Linked DNA regions of Mus musculus: region 1 is linked to region 2. Evidence: chromatin loops called from intact Hi-C (ENCODE). Cell type or tissue: left cerebral cortex. All regions are shown on one strand. Each heading gives the region's core, and the rest is flanking DNA. Links, peaks and the distances in the headings are about the cores only.

Evidence for each region. A loop is a pair of places that touch in the nucleus more often than their neighbours do. Peaks named below come from ENCODE experiments on the same cell type or tissue, not always from the same donor. Only the 100,000 strongest peaks of a DNase experiment are listed, where the experiment ranks them.
Region 1: it touches region 2 in a loop (2.6-fold over the local background); 1 of 42 quality-filtered maps calls a loop at or near these places.

What each region holds. Positions count from the first base shown.
Region 1 is chr5:36,295,215-36,305,511 of GRCm38, reverse strand. All of the region lies in intron 1 of Sorcs2 (sortilin-related VPS10 domain containing receptor 2), which reads left to right. It overlaps Mir7689 (microRNA 7689), which reads right to left and starts at 3,942; the gene lies at 3,884-3,942. In left cerebral cortex, for the core only: no CTCF peak of the experiment used is centred there; DNase peaks (open chromatin) are centred at 4,161 and 5,660.
Region 2 is chr5:36,209,225-36,219,521 of GRCm38, reverse strand. All of the region lies in intron 2 of Sorcs2 (sortilin-related VPS10 domain containing receptor 2), which reads left to right. Among named protein-coding and RNA genes, the nearest start is that of Psapl1, 10 kb to the right of the region's middle. In left cerebral cortex, for the core only: CTCF peaks have their summits at 6,080 (motif pointing right) and 7,478; a DNase peak (open chromatin) is centred at 6,063.

The sequences.
Region 1 (10,297 bases), core at 3,261-8,260, 86 kb before region 2:
TAGAGGGGACCTAGCTTAGGGTTTTATGGCCTAAGGATCAGGCTGGGCCCTCTGATTTGTATCATCAGACTTCCATGTTATTTCCTAGAATTTACAAAGCAGCTCTGATGCCCATTCTGGCCTGTATGTGCTATCTACTTGTGTGTGCACATTCATATGAATGTACAGAGGAAGATGGTGAGTGTTGGTCTCCATCAATCTCTATTTAGTATCTCACTGAACCTGGAGCTTACTTTTTTTTTTTCAGCTAGACTGATGGCCAGTAAACATCATGAATGCTCCTGCTTCTGTGGTCCCTGCCCAGGGTTGGGATTACAGGCATGGCAGCTACACATAGATTCTTTACATGGATGCTGGTATCTAGACTCAGGCTTGTGCCTCAAGTTCTTTCATTCACTGAGACATCTCCCCAGCCCCAAGTTGAGCTCCTCTTGAAAACAGAAGCCTGCACAGTTATGGTGGCCTGGCTTGGCCGGACAAGCCAGTGGTCAGCTGGTGTGGTGGTCTGGGTGCCCACTCTTGGTATATATCCCTGCTGTGCCTCAGGGTTTGCTAAGCCCTTGATTTTTCTCCCTATTTCTTCAGATAGTTGAGCTGTGGCCATCTGGCTACTCACTCATCATGGGGGAAATGTATACATTTGTTAAAAATAGAATGCTGCCATAGCTGTGAGAATTAAGCCAATAACGAGTTTTGCTGGAGTTTTTTTGTGAAACTCAGCGTCAGGGAGTACTTTCCCACACATAGTGGTGGCTCCGACAAGGGCTGGCTTTTCTTGTTCCCACTGGACGGTGGTTCAACACAGGAGGTGGGTGTGCCTGCTGCCAGGCAGAGATGAGGTTTTAAAGATGGACCATGGATCTCCTGGGAGAGAAGGCATTTTACCACTCCGCAGGAAGGGTGGCCAAGAGACCTGTGATATTACCTGCTGGGAAGATTTACACTTGACATTTTATTTTGAGGCTGAAGCTTTCTGAGTCTGTTGCCAGATGGCTGGAGCAACAGCTGACATTCACCAGACGGCTGCTCAGGGATTGGGAAATACAAACATCCACACATTTGGATGCTACCACATGGGCGGGTGGGCTGGCTATGACTGATTGAGTTGGTCAAAGCTTTGCTGAGAGTGGGCCCTGGGTCACCATCAGGTGTCTGTGGAAGGGGACAGGGTAGAAGGAATTATGATTGGTGGGCCAGGCCATGTGCTATTTAGCTTACCGGGGTCACGCAAGAGCCTAGTGAGGCATGCTGGTTGTGTGTGTGTGTGTGTGTGTGTGTGTGTGTGTGGAGAGAGAGAGAGAAAGAGAGAGAGAGAGAGAGAGAGAGAGATCTTGTTGTTCCATACAATGGAAGGATATGAAAACTGAGTGAAGGCCAATGTGAGGACATTTTCATGCCCTGGAAAGTCTAGCACGTGTTTTATCGGCAGATGGATCTGAAGCCAGGGCCAGGAGGGACTGTTGGATTCTCAACAATGGGGCTTTAGGGTCAGTGATCTAGTCTAATGTATGACTCACTGTTGTGGCCCTACTCACTATTTGTTGGGAAAGATAAAAATGTTAGGCCCACCAGTTTGCTCTGACTCCACTTGAAGCCTAGGACTTTAAAGTTGTGAGCCATACAGAGCCATCAGAAGGGCTAAAGTAGAACCAGCAGCCTAGCCCTTAGAAATCCAACACTGTTCTCAGGGGTGGGGACAGACAGACAAGGACACCTAGGCCTGAGAGTGGGATGATGAAGGCACAGAGGAACTGGCCTAATACCCCACTCATCTTGGTATCAGTCTTCAACTCTGTTCCTCCCTCCCTCCCTCCCTCCCTCCTTCCCTCCCTTCTTCTCTCCTTCCCTAGCCCTAACCCCAACTCCAAGCCTAGCCCTGCCCTTCTCCAGGGCAGCATGCCCCATTCCCTCCTATGATTATTCTCCTTCTCTGGTCCCATCGAGATGCTGTCTGTGATGTGAATGCCCTTCTCTGACCCCATCTTAGCTTCTTGAGATGGCTACCTCTCATTTCCATCAGTGTTCTTCAGGGACCACTGGTAAATGTTGCCGATTGACTTACAGAAAGGATTCTGGAGTCCCAAGCACAGGGACAGGGACCCCTGGAGGGATAGTGACCTGCCATTCCCTTTGGTCCATGTTCTCCACCCTGACTGCACACCTTCCTCTAAGCCCAGTCTCTGCTGATTTTTTAAGTGGGGAAACCTGGTGCCCTGGGTTCCAGTGAGCAGGGCCTGTAGAGACTTTCATAGGGTGTGCTGAGAGGAAGAGCTAAAGTGTGGGCTCTGGGCAGAGCAGGCCAGGATCATGGGGGGCACAGACCAGACAAGGCCATCAGCACTGCCAGCCAGCAGCCTCCCTCCCCCAAAGGCCACAGATGACATTGTTCCTGACTTCTGCTGGGACCTTAAGGACTACCTCCATTTACTCTCCTCTCTTGAGCTAGTTTGCTGGTGTTATAACATGGAAGGCCTTTATAAACTGTGTGACTGTGTAGACATCACGTAGTGGTGAATGGGCTATCCGTCATGCATTCATAGCTGCTTACCTCACAAATGGCTTTAGGTGGTTGGAGGTGTGTGTGTGTGTGTGTGTGTGTGTGTGTGTGTGTGTGTATTTTAAAGAGTTGTAAGGGAGTTGGTACAAAGTGCACATCACTGCAGAAAGAGAACCAAGGGCCACCAGGTGTGGCAGTGCACACCGACAATCCCAGCACTCAAGAGGCTGAGGGAAGAGGATTGTCACACATATGAGGCTAGCCTGGGTTACAGTGAAAGACTGTGTTAGTTACTTATCTCATACGTAAGGCAGGAAGGGTTTGCTCTGGCTCACCATCTGAGGGTGTGGTCCACCAGGGTTAGGAGGTGTGGCAAAGAGTGGTTGTAGCACTGTCAGGAGCTTGAGGGGTCACTGTCCATCAGTCAGGGGAGAGAGTGATGACCACTGGCGCTCAGCTGCTCTTCTTCCATTCCCTCTGTCCAGGACCCCAACTTGTGGGATGGTGTTGCCCCCTTTCACTTAACCCAATCTAGACACTACCCCACAGATGAGCCCAATTGTCTTGTAGGCGATTCTAAATCTAGTCTAGTCGACAATGAATATTAGGCTCATGGGGATGCCGTCTCAGGAGAACAATAATAATAAAAAACCATAAAAACCTCAAACCAAACAACTAAAGCACATAGACTGTGAAGAACAGCAAAGGTGCAGCAGCCCAGGGTGGGCGGCAGCCCAGGGTGTGTGGCAGCTGACCTGGTGCAGCAGTCCATAGCCCCCTAGGTCAAGCAGGGAGGTGGCTGAGTCATGGTTTCCTTTAGAGCCCTGTGTGGAGTGAAGCAAACCGCTGGGCTTTAGTGGGAAATGGCTCGTGTTCAGGGTTAAATCTAGGGCTTCAACTCATGTTCCTTGGGAGGATCCCTGCTTGTCTGGCTGTGAGGAGGCAGGTACTGGGGTTCTGAGGCAATCAGAGAGGCTCTTTGGGAGAGTGTGGTCCAGTTCAGGAGAGACAGAGCTATTTAAGATGACACCGTGCCATGGGTGGACCTTCACACTGCTCACCAGCTCCTGGTGTCAAGTGTGTGTTGGCCACTCCCAGTCTTTCTGACTCAGAAGGAGGAGCAGAAGCCTTACCTCCCAGGATCACTGGGGTCTGGGGGCTCCAAGATCAAGGCTAGGTGGTCTGCCATTCTGGCAGCAACTGTTAGGACTATACCTTTGTCGTAGGTATATACTGCATGATCCACGGTGGGAGGCAGGGAACATTACTGAGGATTCCATGGGGACCACTTGGGCTACCTGGTCTCTGTTACCAATGCCACCATGCTTGTATGTAAAGTTGTTGCAGGTTCTGGAAGCCCAGAGCACAAGTGACAGGCTGGGATTCAAACCCAGGCAGTCTGGCTCTAAAGCCTGTTCCTTTTCCACTAAGCCAGGCTGCCTCGGTGTAGTCCCCCGTGTTGGTGCCAGGCTCTGTTCTTCTCCTAACCCGTGTCTCTCAGTGCTGGCTGGCCAGGTGGATGCAGGGTGCCTAGTGGGGCTGTGTTAGAAGTGCTGAACCTTGAGGGCAGATGTACACGTCACCAAAGCTCCCTTCTCAGCGGGTTCTCTGGTGGCTCAGAAGAGGCTAGCAGGTGGAGGAGGAGGGACTGTCCACTGCTCTCCACCCCCACCAGCCCAGCTGTCACAAGGGATTGTTGCTCTGAGTCACTGTGCTTGCAGCTCTTGTCAAGAAGGACTAGATTCCCCTCCTGACACTCAGTCTCCTGTGTGCTTTAATTACAGTAGAAAGGAGAGAAGAGTTGGTCCTTGGGGCCTGGGCTGTCCTTGGGGTCCATTTGGTATGGCTGGCTGGACAGTATGCCTAGGTCATCAGAGCAGGTGACCATCTGGCTCAGATATCTGGTTCTGTTTGATTTAGAGGCGACGCAAAGCAAGGGGAATAAGACCAAAGTAACGGAGGCAAAGCTATCATGTGAAGACACGCACCAGCAGCACCTTGTCATCCAGCAAAGGAATGCTTACTGCTTTCTTAGGCCTTACCAGGTCCCCCTTGGGCGGCTGTGCAGTGGCTGAGCCCTCAGAGGCTGGCATCCTCCTGCAGGTTTGATGCTGGCCCTGCTGAGATGCTGGCTTTGGAGGGGCTGATGTCGAGAACTAGGAACAGGGAGAGCAATGCTCCTGTTCCTCAGAGTCCTGTGGGCAGAGCAAAGGGCTGGATTCTTGCCCAGCTGTAAGTGTAAATTGGTGTGCACCTCCCCTTGGTCCTCTCAGCCATTCTGGGGTGCACACAGGTGTTGAATCCATTTAAGATGAACAGATACAGGAGGAAGAGGAATGGAGGTGGGGGAGGAGTCATGTTTGGCTTCCCCCTTCGTCACTGGCCCTTTAGATGTGGGTGGGTTTCATACCTGCTGGCTGAACTGTATACCCCCACCTCCATGTGCCTCAGTGTCCCCATATGTAAAACGAGCTTCTCGCACTGAGATTTAAATAGGACGATTGGGAAGAGAAAGCTTGGTGCCCTACATACAATAGGCTGAGGAAATGAATGGATGGACAGATGGGTGGACAGATGGATAGATGAATGGATGGATGGATGGATGGATAGATTGATTTATGGACAGGTGTATGGATAGTATTTAGGTGGGTATATGGATGGAAGGATCGACAGACAGATAGATGGATGGGTGGAATGATGGACAGATGGATGAATGGATGGAATGATGGAAAGATGGATGATGGACAGATGATAGATGGACTGGTTTATATACAGAGGGTTGGGTAATATTTAGGTAGATATATGGATGGACAGATGGATGGATGGACAGGTTGATAGATAAATGGGTTGATTTATGGACAAAGGGATGGATAATATTTAGGTGGATATATGGATGGAAGGATGGATGGATAGATGGATGGGTGGATGGATAGATAAATGAAAACTGACAGTAAGGAGTGGCTGAGAAAAGCAGTTGGCTTTCTCTCTCTGAACAAAGATGCTGCCTGCAGGTCCTTGGGGCTTTGGCAGGGTACCCTGAGTTGGCATGGGGCTGCTTCTCTGAAGATGTCTTCCAAGTGTTCAGTGTGGATACAAGTGGGCTTTCCTGATAGCTGTAAGTTCATCATTCCTGGGCTCTTGCATGCAGCACTGAAAGGCCGTAGGTGGGGCTCGTTTGGGTACACTCCTTGGTTACATCAAGCTCTTCAGTCTCCTTCAGAATGAATGCTGGGGCTTCCCTGCAGCTGTCCTTGCTCAGACATGGACTCCCCACACCACTACTCTTCAGGCACCTGCAGTGCTGGATGCTGCTGAGTGGGATCCCTGGAGGAGTGGCAGCGAATGGGGACCCTTGCACCCCTGGGGGAGGGTGGAGATGAGCAGCCTTTGAGAGGAGGTGGTTTTGATATGCAAGTGCATTTCTTGGGACAGAGAAGCAGGAAGGGCAATTTCAGCTGGCAAAGTCAAGGTGGCAGTGGCTCAGAGGCACACGAGGCGGGGATGTATTGTGGGAGCTTGTAGAACAGTTTATCTCCTCAAGTCAAACGTGGTGAGCTGAGAGGTTCAGCACAACAGGACAGGTTAGCAGGGTGTGAGCCAGGAAGTGTGGTCCTGGGGTGGGGGTCTAGCAGGGTGTCAGGCTCTGATCCACAGTGTTGATTCAAGGTGGCTGTATTCCTTCCTGCTCCCATGGGACACCTCAGCTTTTCCCTCTGAATGTGATACTTCAGTAATGTAATCGTGAGCCCAGAGCCCAGACCTACCTGCCTGTGGCTGTCACTTCTCTTCCTCTCCCTTATGCCTGATCTGGACATGTCCTAGGCGCACACATGTGGCTCTGCCCATGGCCAGTCTTTCTAATGGACACCCATCACTGGAGCAGAACAACAGGAAGTTATTCTCTACCGATCTGGTGGAGTCACCATCAGACACCTAAGTGACACTGACGCTCAGTAGGGGCCTGCAGCCTGTATTGAGGGGGCACATACAGTGTCCTGAGTGTGCTGAGAGGACAGCCATGCCAGTGGGTCTCCCAGGGACTGAGTGCAGGTTGACAGGGAGGGGCTGCAAATGTGGCTCCCTCCACCTCTGCTTCGTGCCTCAAAGTTGTCTCCAGACCTGGAGCCATTCATGCCCTGCCTGTCCTTCTGGTCATCATGACAATCTCTTTAGGGAGAGGGGCTTCTGGTTTTTGTGGGATACAAGGACTGGCCCCATGGTGGACAATTCTGTCTCCTTCATTGTCCTCGACAGAAGTCATTGCTGTCAGATGGGGCGCTGGCTTCCTGAGCAGTGGTGGGAACTCTCTGGAGCCAGGATCTGGGTCTCTGGAACCAAAATCAGAGACCATGGGTTAATCTGGCCCCTCTGCTCAGGTTCTGCCTGATATGGATGCTGGGACTGCAGGGTAGCAGAGCAACCCTGTGTGGACATAGAACATTGAGGGGGCATCCAGGCCCTCACTGTTGAACCCTCATCTAGTGTGTTCTCTTTCTACTAAACTATATCCACCCACCTTCATTTCCTCCAGCAGGTGCTCTGAGCCCCTTGGTACCAGGCAGTACAGGGGCCTCCTGAGGTCTAGGACCTATGATGGAGTCATAGGAGTCATGGAGTCAGCCTAGCTGATGTCCTTGTTGCCTTTGCATGACCCTCCAAAGCTGGGACAGCAGAGGGGCTGGAGGGGCTGGACGTGGACCCTGGCCAATGGCCAGCCTAGCTTCTGTGGGCCCAGTGTTGGGCAGGAAGCGCTATCCACTGGAGGTCGAAGGGCAGGGTAGCTGGTGTGGGTGGGTCTGGCATGAGGCCAGAACACCCTTGCTTGCTTGTGAAGGGCCTATTGATGGGGTTCTGCATCATCGGGACACTGTGGCCCCACAGTGGTCCCTAAAGAAGCATGAGATCAAAGTGTGGGCTGTCCAGTTCCCATGAGATTTGGGGGGCAGCTCCTTCCCCACCTCAGCTCCAGGGCATGTGACCTCCCCGCTGTGGATCTATGTCCCCCCTGCCCCCATCTGTCATTGTCTTCCCATGGCCTCTTGATCGCAGGTCTGTCCCTCAGGCTGCTCTCTTGTGTAGACAGTCACTGGATAAAGCCTATTCGGTAGAGAATATTCTCACTCTATCTCCACACTCTATTTCCAAGCAACATGGCACTCTGGAGCATGGGGGTGGCTATGTGGGGGACAGTCCTTACTCAGCTATAGGACTGACATCCTGGCCAGAGCCCACTTGGCCTCTTCCCTTCACAGTTGCTTCTCCTGAGCAACCCTTCCCCCAAGCTTGCTTCCTTGTCCTGGAACTATCCAGTGTCTTTCCAGGCCTGTGCCTTAGCGGCTCCAGTTTGTAAAATCTCTTCTCACCTTTGCTGGCCTTCAATCTGTCTGTTGCTCCAAGGTCTGCTCTCCCACGCCTTCAAACTTTCTTTCTTGAATCCTTTCAAGAGGGCTCTGGCTAGTAGAGTCCCCACTGTGGCTTTTTCGAAGTTGTTGACACTCAGTAGCTCCTCTTGTTCCCTTCAAGATTGGGAACTCTGTTCTGTGTCTCAGCCAGCTTTCTTCCCTAATGAAGAGGGTGTGAGATGCCTTTTGCCAGATGTCACTGCATCCCCTTAGCCACTCTGGGAGGCGGCACCGTCATCATTCTGATCTTACAGAGGAGGTCATAGGCTCTGAGAACTAAAGCCACTCACCCAAAGTTCTGCTGTATCTGTAGCTCAGATCTGTGCAGGTCCCTGGGACAGGTGCTCCTTGGTTGTCACATGAAGCAGTCACAACTAGCAGCTGCAGGTGCTTGGCTCACCCTGGCTTTGGCTTATTAGCTGGCTGAGGTTCTGAACCTGAGAGGCCCTAGACAGACTATCCTTGGTGGTGGTAGGTGGTCAGTAAGGAGTGTTCCCCCCAGACCCAGGTAGACAGGGTCACTGCATACAGGAAGGAAGGCCAGAAGAGGCTGCTGCTCCTTGTGTGGAAATCCAGGGTCTTCTCCCTGTCTAAGCTTGGGGCACAGGTTCAGCTTCTCCTCCACAGGGATTCCAGGAGGACCTGGCATGCTGAGCTCCTTTGCAGGTGGTCTGGGGCTCAGAAGGCGAGCAATCAGGCTGCCTACCCAGGCGATGAAGGAATTATCCCACCTGGGGAGACCCACGAAGGCTAGAGGTGTGGTGTTGGGAGGGGCTTCCCAGTGTAGGGGAATGCCAGGGTCAGGAAGTGGGTGTGGGTGGGATGGTGAGCAGGGGGAGAGGGGAGGGGATACAGGGTTTTCAGAGGGGAAACCAGGAAAGGGGACAACATTTGAAATGTAAATAAAGTAAATATCTAATAAAAAAAAAAAGAATGTGGAAAAACAAAAACAAACAAGCAAACAAACAAAAACCTTCCTATGCACAAAGGACCACACATCCTACCCAGCCATTCCACAGCTCCTAGAATTATGGCCTTCCCAGAGGCCTAGGTGATGCTGGGTTCTCTTTTGTAAAGACTTCCAGGTCGGAGCTCCTGCTGTCTCCATTTCATGGAAGACTGAAGGTATGAGTGCTGTCTGGCTGCTGTAACAAGCAGCCCCAGACCCAATAACTTGGAACACGTGTGTTAGTGTACAAAGCAAGGCTGTGACTTCTGCAGCTTTGGGAGACAGCGCAGTCACTTGCCTTTCCAGCATCTGTGGGCCACCTTCACATCACTATAGCCTCTGGCTTTGGAGGCCATGTGTCCTCTCTCCTCTATACTCATGTTCCTTTCCCTCTGATGATGGCATTTCAGCCTATGTGGATGGTTTGGGGTCATCTACCCAGCTGAGACCTTTAACATGAGCAGGACTTCATAGCTACTTTGCAGGTGAAGTGACTACACAGTGTCACTGGCTTAGGATATCTGTCTCTGTGGTCCAGGATGCCCTCTGAGATCATTTCAAGACTGGAGACTGCATTTTCCCAGAGGCAGGGTATGTGACTGAGCTGTGCACACCACACACCCTCTGACCCAGGGAGTAGCAGAACCATCTTCTGCTCATGGGAACATCATGGCAGGCACAGCCAGGCCTCACCCCAGCTCTCTCATTCCTCCCACTTGGCCTAAAATCTAGAAATGACATCAGAATTTAGCAGTAAAGTCATAATTGGAAGCACAGATGATTGCTATCATGGGTAACCCTCTTTGCCTCTGAACTTTGTAGGGGTTTCTTTTGCCCCAGGGAACAGATACACAGAGGGAGAGAATGCTCTAGAGGCTTCCCAGAAGTCTAGAGCAAACTACGGAGCCCCCAGGTATCTCCCCCCATGTTTATTTCACTTGGTACTGGGAGATGACCATGATGACTTGTCTCTGTCTCTAGGGCCCAGACTCCTGGGAGGAGACAGTCTGAAGTAGGGTGAGGTTGGGGTCAAGTCCCAGAGGACAAGGAGACCCACAGGTTGGTTCCAGGCAGGGAGCATAATGGACACAAACCCAGGCATCTGTGCAGGGGAATACCTGTGTAAGCTGTGGGGAGCAGGGTGGGAAAATGACATGGAAAGGGGACCAGAGCCTGTGCTGGGGGAGTCTCAGTTTCATTTTCTTTGAACTTAAGACAGATCCAGGAAGGTGACCTAGCTTGTCCTGTCCCTGACCATGACTAGAGATGGCTCTTTAGGTAGGGTTCAATGAGGCCTGGATTCCAGTGACCTGGGTCTGGGACAGCTCAGGCACAGGTGGAGGTGTCTGCAGATGGCAGGCCCTTGGTGCTAGTTTGAATGCACAGTGTGTATCTTTGCACAGGTAGAGACTTATATATGACTCTCAGGGAAGGTGGTGCTCCCTGGAG
Region 2 (10,297 bases), core at 3,363-8,362:
CTTCCTCTACCTATGGTTCTCCATCCCTCTTACCTTTCCATTCATCTCCGCTCTATCATCTCTTTACCTATTTATCACCCATTCACCATCTGTTTCCTCACGCACCCTTCCACACATCAACTGCTTGTATAACTGTCCATCATTCATGAATCCATCTACCAAACCATTCACCCACCATTCTCCATTCCATCCATTCACTCAACCATCCATTTATGTGGTTTGAATGTGAAATGTCCCTCATTGGCTGGCCTGTCTGAACACTTGTCCCTATTTCCTGTTAATTCTCTGCTTTCTGTGTATGAATTCAGTGTGACCAGGCAGCCTCTGCCACTTCCACCAGGCCTTCCTTGCCTGTTGCAGTTTCATCTCCATTATGGACTGTATTCCCCTGGAACTGTAAGCCAAAATAAGCCCTTCCTGCTTTAAGTTGCTCTTGTAAGTGTATTTTATTACAGCAACAGGGAAGTAACTAAGGCAATATCAATTCATCATTCATGCTCTATCAACTCACCTATCCATGCACTCATTCATTATCTATCTATTTATTATCAATTCATTCATATATTATCATCAAATATACATCTATACCTATATTATCATCCACCTATTCCCTTATCCATTCATCCTCCATTTATGAATTCTCCACTTGCCCGGCCATCATTAATATATCATTATCTATTCATCATCCATTCAACCATCCATCTACCTATACATGCTTGCTCCACTTATCCATCTACCCACTTATCCATTTATCATCTTGTATCTACCAATCCATCTACTGTCCATCCACTCATCCTCCATTCCATGCATCATTCATTCATCCTTTATCCTCCATCATCCATCCACCCATTGTTAACCTATTCATGATTTTTCATTCACCATGTATACCTACCTACAACTATCCAGGAATCCATCCCCCACCCACCCATCCACCCACCCACCCATGCATTCATTATTCATCTGTTCGTCATCCATTTATCTAGGCTTTCAGTTAGAGTCGACTGTGAGTGGTACCCAAGACTCTAAGTAGAGGGATAGGGATGAGGAAACCACCCATGACAGTGTGATATAGTCCTCACTGACATGAGACTTAGAAAAACAGGGAAGCTCTAAACATGTCACTCTATTAGAGAGGGTGGCTATCAAGAAGGACATCCTGGAAGAAGATTGTTTTCTCTCCCAGGATGGCTCTACCTGTGCAGTGCCCAGCCCAGTTTCTCCTCATCCCCATGGATGGCCCTCCTGCAAACCTCTGCCAAGTTTCAGTAGTCACCAATTGTTCAGTTACCCTAAACTACATCACAGAGAAATACCAAGGGCAGTATTGGCTCTTGAGGGTAATAACAGCATCGTGCCGTCCTATTCTGGCCAGGCCTATAACATAGCCTCTTAGTTGACCTGACACTCAGTCTCATGGACTTTACCCTGGCCTTGGAGATGCCTCTCTTTCTTTCATCCCTCCTCAACCTACAGATTCCCAATATTTGACCTGGTGTGCTGGAATGGCCACCCTACAGTGATAATTATACTGTGATATGGCCATTCCATGTACGAAAGAGCTCCCAGGAGAAAGCTGGCCTGCAGGTCAAAAGCATGCTATTGGTAGTTTTTGCCTGGAGTGGTTCCTGGTATAGGGGCCATGGCTTCTCTCCTACTATGATGGCAATTGACCCAGAAGATGAGCCCCACCTCTTAGGTCCACATACAATGACTGTCTTAGATTCTCTTTTGAGAATAGAAGACAGCACTGGTGGAAAAGGTCCTGGTGGCCTGAGTTGAGCTCAAACCCTCCTTGGACATTGGGACCTCCCCCTCTGGAGTTGTCTACTACTGTTATCACCTACCCCTGGGCTGGGGCCTCCCTGCAGCCTCTGTTTCTTCCTCCAGAAGCCCTTCCCAGGCCCACATCCCACTCTGAGTGGTCAGTGCCTCCGCTACTCCCAGGACTGGGATGACAGTCAGCTATATGTTCCCTGTGTCATTACCCTCTGCCTCCTAGGATCTGGTCTTCTTGTGTTCTCTGCTCCAGCAGAGTCTCAGGCCAGAAGTGAGTCTGGAGTCTTACTGAACTGAACAACACCCACAAGGTGTCACCCTGGCTTTCAGCACTCAGACCTCTCTGCTCCTTTATACAGGACACTGGGTAAAGCTATGATCATTTAGGGAGGACCTTGGAAAGAGTGTTGACAGATTTCCCTCTAGAAAATTCTCCACAAAGAAAATCCCTGCTAAATATAACTTGTGATTACCACAGAACTCTTAAAAACTATAAAATAGATGAAGCATAAATGCAATCCTTGTGTTAGCCCCGCCCCACGAGATTAAAACTATTAATATCCAAGATGAATATTCTCTCCAGACTTTTTAAGATGCAAATATATACATGTTTTATAAATGTTGAATCCCAAAGGAATTATGTATTAAACATTTTCTTATGCTCTGGCATGTTTTCGCAGCCGCTATTTTTAATGGCTGTATAATATACCCAGATCTAAAGAAGGTATCGTTTGTTTAACCAAGGTCTTGGTTTTGGATGTCTGAGTCACTTTCAATTCCCACTAAGGTAAAAAAGATGTGGAATGTTCAGAGCTGTAGCACCGTCCCTGTGTGTGCATCACCCTGTGCCTTGGAGTCTGCTTAGGCTACGTGCCTGGGCATGGTCATTCTCTCCTGCGTGCTTGGGTTTGGGGTCTGGGACTCTGATGTGTCTGAACATGTGGCAGGTTTGTTGAGACTGCTGTTGATGTTACTGGGGAACCGAGAGACTGAAGGGCCATTTAGATAAGAAGATAACTCTTCCTAGGGTGGCTGTCTCCTGGCAGAAGGAAGGCTTGCTTGGTAGGGTGGAAAGCAGTTATGGTTCTGTAAACCCGGCTTGTGGACAGCGGCCTCTGACCCCGAGCACCTTCACTAGCAACTGTTCTCAATGCTGTGATATGTGACAAAGCAACCAAAGGAAGGGTCTGGCGTTGGCTTGTAGTTTGAGGGTGCACAGTCCCTCATGGTGGAAAAGCCGTGGCAGGTGCACGAGGCAGCCAGTCACATTGCATCCACAGTCAGGAAACAGAGAGAGAAAGAGAGGGAGAGTGGGGAGAGTGGGGAGAGTGGGGAGAGTGGGGAGAGTGGAAGAGTGGGAGAGTGGGGAGAGTGGGGAGAGTGAGGAGAGTGAGGAGAGTGGGGAGAGTGGGGAGAGTGGAAGAGTGGGAGAGTGGGGAGAGTGAGGAGAGTGAGGAGAGTGGGGAGAGTGGGAGAGTGGGAGAGTGGGGAGAGAGGGAGAGTGGGGAGAGTGAGGAGAGTGAGGAGAGTGGGGAGAGTGGGAGAGAGGTAGAGAGGGGAGAGTGGGAAGAGAGGGAGAGAGAGGGAGAGAGGGAGAGTGGAGAGAGGGAGAGTGGAGAGAGAGAGGAGAGTGGAGAGAGAGGGAGAGAGGAAGAATGGGGATAGTGGGGATAGTGAGGAGAGTGGGGAGAGAGGTAGAGAGGGAGAGAGGGAGAGAGGGGAGAGTAGGAGAGAGGGAGAGTGGAGAGAGAGGGAGAGAGGGAGAGAGAGGGAGAGAGGGAGAGGGAGAGAGAGAGGGAGAGAGGGGAGAGTAGAGAGAGAGAGAGAGAGAGAGAGGGAGAGAGAGAGAGAGAGAGAGGAGGGGGGAATGCTGGTGCTCAGCTCACTTTCCCCATTTTTCTCTGCCCCATGCTTCAGTTCATAGAACGGTGTTACCTACCCATGGGTAAGATGGGTCTTCCCTTTAGTTAAATCATTCTGGAAATTGCCTCACAGACATGCATGGAATTGTGGCTTCTGGTGATTCTAGATCCTGTTGAGGTGAAAATGGATGTTAGCCATCATACCTTGGCTCTGTATAAGCAAGCCTGTTGCCATCAGCTCTGAGCTTGCTGCAGCACATGGCATGATAGAGGTGACCCTCATCCTCTATCATGTTAGCCTGGGCTCATACACAGCCCCAGAACAGGGATCAGGAAGGTGGAAACACACAGGCTCAGAACTTGTATAGCATCCTTTCTGTATGTTTCATTGGTAAAGCAACTCACAGAGAAGAAAATCCTGGGTTCAGAGCAAGGGTTTGTGTACAGACAGAGAATCATTGCAAATGGATTTAACACCAGGAAGGAACTAACTGAAGCCATCACTTCCATCATGGCTGAGGTATGAAGGAGAGGTCCATAGAGGTATATAGAAAAATCTAGGGGCTGGAGAGATGGCTCAGCGGTTAAAAGCACTGACTGCTCTTCCAAAGGTCCTGAGTTCAAATCCCAGCAACCACATAGTGGCTCACAACCATCCATAATGAGATCTGACACCCTCTTCTGGTATGTCTGAAGACAGCTACAGTGTACTTATGTATAATAATAAATAAATATTTGGGCAGGAGTGAGCAGGGACTGAGCAAGTAGGGTTGACCGGAGTGAGCAGAGGTCCTAAATTTAATTCCCAGCAACTACATGAAGGCTCACAACCATCTGTACAGCTACAGAGTACTCATATACATAAAATAAATAAATATTTTTAAAAAGAATCTATTTCCAGGCTTCTGAGACTGTCTTGGGGTCCAGGGATAGTACAGTGGGGTCCAAATGGCAAAGAAAGGAGCTGGGATGGTTTCAATCCTGGGGTGGTTTTTCTACTAACCAGGGTTTCTTTATGGGAACCATCTGGCCATAGACATTGAAGGTGTCAGGGCCAACTCTGAGAATTGCTGGGGAGTAGAGGTGCCTGGGTGGCCTTTGAGACTTACATTAGTGATCCCATCATCACCATTGTGTTGAGTCCGGACCAGGGATGGCTGGGCCTTGCCTGACTCGTTGGAGTTTCTCTCACTGTTCTCTCAGCCTCTTTGAGGGTGAGGGGGGGGGGGTGTGACTCTCTGCAGCCCTTGTTTGAATGCAGGGGCTGATCTCTCCCAGGAGAGTGCTCCCATCTCAGACACTCTCCACACACTTTGTCTTTGGACTTACTGTGAAGGACATGCTGCAACTGAGAATTGTAAACCCTTCCCCAGTGAGAGGTTGTCTGCACCACCCCTGGTGCCTGACTGAGGTAGAAGGGTAGGGTAGAGGTGGGCAGCATAGAAGCTAGGCTCAGACATGGCATGCTGTACCAGTACAGGTAACTGTAGCCCAGCAGCCCTGAGGTATGCATGTAAAGATGACTAGGAGAGTTACTAGCCAGTGTCCTCTGACAGCTCTCCTTTAAGCATGGCATGGACCCAGGTTCCTTCTGTATTGTGGCTCTACTTACTCCCTACCCCTGACTAGGTCTGGGCATCCAGTCAGTGCCTGCATCAGGCAGAGGAGGTCAGAACACAGGAAAGATAGCTCATGGGAGGTCCTGCTTCTTAGCCCAGCCTGGGTCACCTGTGTACCCCAGTGCAAGGGAGGATCAGAAAGATCTTATGCACCTGGGGATGGATTTGCCATGGCCACCTGGCCATTGTGGCACTGTGCATATCATGTTCAGCAGGCCCATGTGTGAAGTTGGCTGCTCCATGGGCTGACTGTAGAACACTGGGAAATGTCTTCCTCAATGCCCAAAATTCTCATCTGCACATGGTGACAGCAACAGTCCCCCTCTCTACAAGGTCCTATCACCTCTGATGCACAAGGCCTGGCTACACCCAGACCCCATTACCCAGGACGAGCTTAGACAAAGTGTCCTGGGCTCTTGTCTTGTTGATGAAGGCCAATGGGCATTGGAGGACCTGGAGAATTTCAAGAAGTTCTCCCTTGTCCAACCAGAGGCAGGTGTCACGGGACACAGGAGACAGGAACTCAAGCATGACCTTGGAAGGTGGCTTTGGTCCTGTGTACACCCGTCCCCACACCCTTTCCTGCCTCTGCCAAGCCACTGCCTTGTAGCTTAGAACCTGCTCACCAGCTAAGCTCACAGCAGTGCACCCCAGGGAGTGTGTCGGAATTCAGAACTCGCCACCTGCCAGGCCTGTGTGGTATGTGCGATGCCACATGAAGCTTAAGTAGTTCACAGGCTTGGCACTGAGCCACCTGCCGCCTCTGCGCCCACCATCCCGAGGAGAGCAGGGGGCTACCTGTACTTTGAAATGTTTCACCAGCAGATGGCTGCCATCGCTTCTGTTTGGCTTTGTTTCCCTCTGTGTAGGAGTCTTCTCTGGCCTGGTGCCTGGTTCTCTCTTACACAGGCAGGCTCCGCTGCTCAGAACCTTCCTCACCCATGCTGCGTTTGATTTAAAATTCTACTTGGGTCCCCATCAGGACTGCTGGCTGGAGCCTGTGGAAAGCAGTAGGCTTGTGAGATCAAAGGGGACAGTTTAACCCTATTCCACCTGCCCATTCATGACTTCTCCATCTCTTCTGGAGTCAGAAGTCCAGGCTTTCAGAGTGAAATTTTGAGTTCAAATCCTTATTCTGCTTCTTATAAGCTGTGTGGCCTTAGGAAAACTGCTAGTTGTCTCTGATCCCTTGTCTATGGAATGAGGATGGCTGTATGGCCTTGGATTGGGAGTCCAATTAATGGATGTAGAATGGATAGGCCAGTGCCCAGCTTCGATGCTTCTGACACCATTCTTTATCAGTCTCTGAGGAACTCCTGTTTCTTACAGTGATGGGGCAGAGGGACCAGGTTTCTAATTCTTGTGGATCCCTCTGTGGGGTGGCATGTACCTCCAAAGTGACAGGCCCAACACTGCTCTCCACTATGTGGAGACTGAGCCACAGTCTTGCCTCCCAAGGGATCCAGAACCTCTACTCTACAACCCTTTCCTGTCACCATGTTCCCATCACCTCTGTAGAGACAGCTGCTCTGATTTGCCCTTCCTGTCCTCTGTCTCCTATAAACTGGGGGAATCACAGTGTTTCCTGTACCCAGGCTCCAGAGGGTCACTTGGAGAGGAAGGCAGCAGAGGACAGCTTGACCTCTGGCTGCCCTTCTGATCTCTTACTACTTTTTGGTGAAGTCGAGGGCAGGATGGGACTGACCTGCTGTATCTCAGCATGTTTGCTGTTGTTGTAACAAAATACCCAAAACTATAAGTTACAAAGCACAGAGATTTATTTAGCTTAGAGTTCTGGAAACTGAAGGGCCACAGTATAGCTCCAACACATGTTCCTCCAATGAGGGCCACTGCATTGTCCCAGCCTTCCATGTCAAGACAGAACAGATGTGTGAATAGATCTCTTCTTTTTCCTTATAAAGCTGCCAGTGCCACCTTGGGGGCCTCCATCATTATCCCAACACATGCATTTTAGAGGACACATGACAACATGGCAGATAGCTCTAGCCAAGCCCATGCTACCTTCTGCTACTTGCCCTACATTGTGTGCATGGTACACCACAGACCTACTCAAGATGGCTCTCTGTGTCAAGCTGGTGTAACCAATCTTCCACTATCCTCTATCCCTGCTCTGCCCCATCTCCTTCCTCCTTACCTGAGGACTGAAACCCCCTCCATTCCCTTAGGAAGATCTAGTAGCCTGAACCTTTTCCTTCCCACATGCCTTGTTTGGCTGTAGAGGGAGCACTTGCTGTGAAATAGGAAATCCTGCCTTAGTCTGGTAACCCCCTCTCTGTCTGCCTTTGTCAGTCACGGCTCCAGCGATGATTCCCTGTAGGGAAGGGGCCTGGGAACCCAGCTAGCCTGTTTGGACTGAAGTTTGTGCTCATCCCGTGGCTCAGAGGTCAGCACAGAGCTGGAGAAGTAAATCAAGTCTGGTGCCCCCGTATGTTCACCCACGTGCAAAGCAGAGTGTCCTGTGGACTGACTCTGGGCCCCATGGAAGGAAGTCTTTGTCCATTTTGCTCAGAATTCCCACCTGCACTGGGGCACGAGTACAGCTGCTTCTCTGCAGAGGCCCATATGTCACAGCTGGGATTGGGTCACATTTCCTATGTGGTATGCTCAGACTCCCATCTCTCCTACATCTCAGCCTGTCCAGCCCCTAAAACTTCCACCAGGGCACCTGCCCTAGTCATGGTGAGGTCCCCATACTCCCACCTTGCCCCTAAGCCCAACTTCTAAAGAACAGAACCCTTCCTCTTGCCCCGCTTGGAACTGGCTCCTGGCTTCCATCTCACTCAGAAGTCCATGTGACCCTTGGACATAGCCACTAGGGCCTCAACCTCCTGCCCCTGGCTAGCCATCCAAAGCCAGGCCCTCTCTTGCTCTCACCAGCCCACCACCCTCCTCCTCCACTCCCCATCTATGCTCCAGCTCAGTTCTGTCCTGAGCCCTCTAACCTGTCTAACATGTCAGCTTCCAGCAGAATGGCCTTCCCAGAGCTGCCTGCAGGCTCCACCTGAAGCATCTCTCTCCCGAGGTACTCTCCTGAGGTATTCCCGCCCTGTTGTTTTCTCTCCGCTGAGTTCCTCACACTCTCCTGGGATTACATACAATCCTTAAGATTTTTGTATTATTTTGACATTATATTAATGTCATTTTCCTTTCAAATGTCATTGTTGGCATTGTTTCCTTGTATGTGGCTCATCTGCCTGGCATGTTAAGTAGCAGGTTTGAGTGAACACCACCCTTCACAGTGACAGTCCTGTACCCCCCACATCCCACCCCCAGATCTCATCGCCCCCATCCCCACCCCCTGTGCTTTGAGAGCTACCAGTATAGATTGTGGGCTAGTACCACTGTTTCCCAGTCCCTCCCCGCACACCCCGCCCCCGTCCCTGCACACCTCCTGCTGATGGAAAATTGAGCAATGGAGTCCTTCCTTCATCTTCAACCTGAGATGCTAACCTGGTCTATTCCGTTTGGATGACCCAGCCTTCATGCTTGATCCACACCTGGCTTGGGGCAACTTTCAGGAAGCCTGGGTGTCCCTTGACTTCCTCTGGGCATGGTGCTTTCTGTGGCTCTTCGTGTCTCAGGGCCTCGAGAACAGTGGGGTGCTTCTGAGTGTACGGCAGCCAGCAGGCCTAGAAAAGTAGGACACCCTCCACCCGCAGTGTATAGTATTGGCCAGTGTCAACACTGTGAATTCCCCTACCATGGCCAGCTTCAAGCTGATAAGGCATGTTCCCAGATACGGACTGGATTAGAGTCGTTGCCTTAACCCTCTTTCCACAGCTGTGGAAGCACAGTGGCTCCCTGCTGTTCAGGGCTCTGGAGTCTGTGGGCAGTGGTTTGGGAGGGCATGGCTGGCCCGACATAGCAAATGGAACATTTCCAGCTTTTCCCAGAGCTTTGGTCTCCTGGCTTGTCACCCTCCCTAGCCCTTATATCTTCGTTGGCCATGTGAGTGTGGTGGTGGATATTGAGATGCTGGCCTGGAAAATGGTAACACTGGTTCTGGGTGCCTGGTTCTGGAATGTTCTGTTAGTGAATCTCTGGCTCCCCATACCCTATAGAAAGCTCCAAGAAGTGGGGTATCTCTGGGCAGAAAGGCTTATGGGGAAGTTCTCCATCTCACTTATTCGGGCCTGGGAGCCCATTGTCCCCAGATGTGTTCTCTGTTGACTTCATGTCTTTGCCTGCCCTTCCTAGATGCTTATCCTGATCTCAGAGCTATGGAACCTGGGTATACACAGTTCTCTGTGCTGAGGGAGGAAGGGGTCATAAGGAAAGATCTGGTGGCTTGCTTAAAGTCTCCAACTGTGATGATCACACCGCTCCTGGTGACAGGAGTGGCTGTCTGTGCTGGCATGCAACCCTCAGCATGAATACCTGCGACTGTCATACAAAAACTCCATACTGGCCTGGCTTTCCCTAAAAGAGTCTCAACAGAGGTCAGCAGTGCCTGGGACATTGACGTGTCATGTGCAGGCACCGGGACAGGTGATCTTGTTTCAAGATCCTGTAAGCCCTCCAGAGTTATCTGCCTCCCACTTACCCGTGTGTGTGTGTGGGGGGGGGGGCATCCCTCTGATATGAGCTGTAATCTGGGTTTGAGGGAATCAAGGCCATGAGGTCTCTGTAGAAGCTTCTGGAAATCTGGCATGGGTGCTGTCCTGGGTGGACTAATTGGGCCCAATTAGGGGAACTAGGGAACCCAGATGTTCTGGTTCAGGTGTGGCTTCTCCATTCCAGGACTGCATGGACCTCCCTGGGCTTGCTTCATCCCTGCAGATGCCAGCATTACTTTCAGCCAACTTGGCAGCTAGCAGGCATTCAGGCTTGTCGTGTTCCCCAAATCCCTGACCCCAGATCACTGTAAAATGATAGCAGCTTCTAGAATCCCAGGGGGCTGGCCTGGATGGCCTTGGACAGTGTCCCAAGTAACTTCTCTCTTGAGATGAGAATCACTGGATCCAGGTCCGAAAGAATCCTGCTTACAAAAAAGTCACTCTCTCTTTCTGCTCTTCTTGG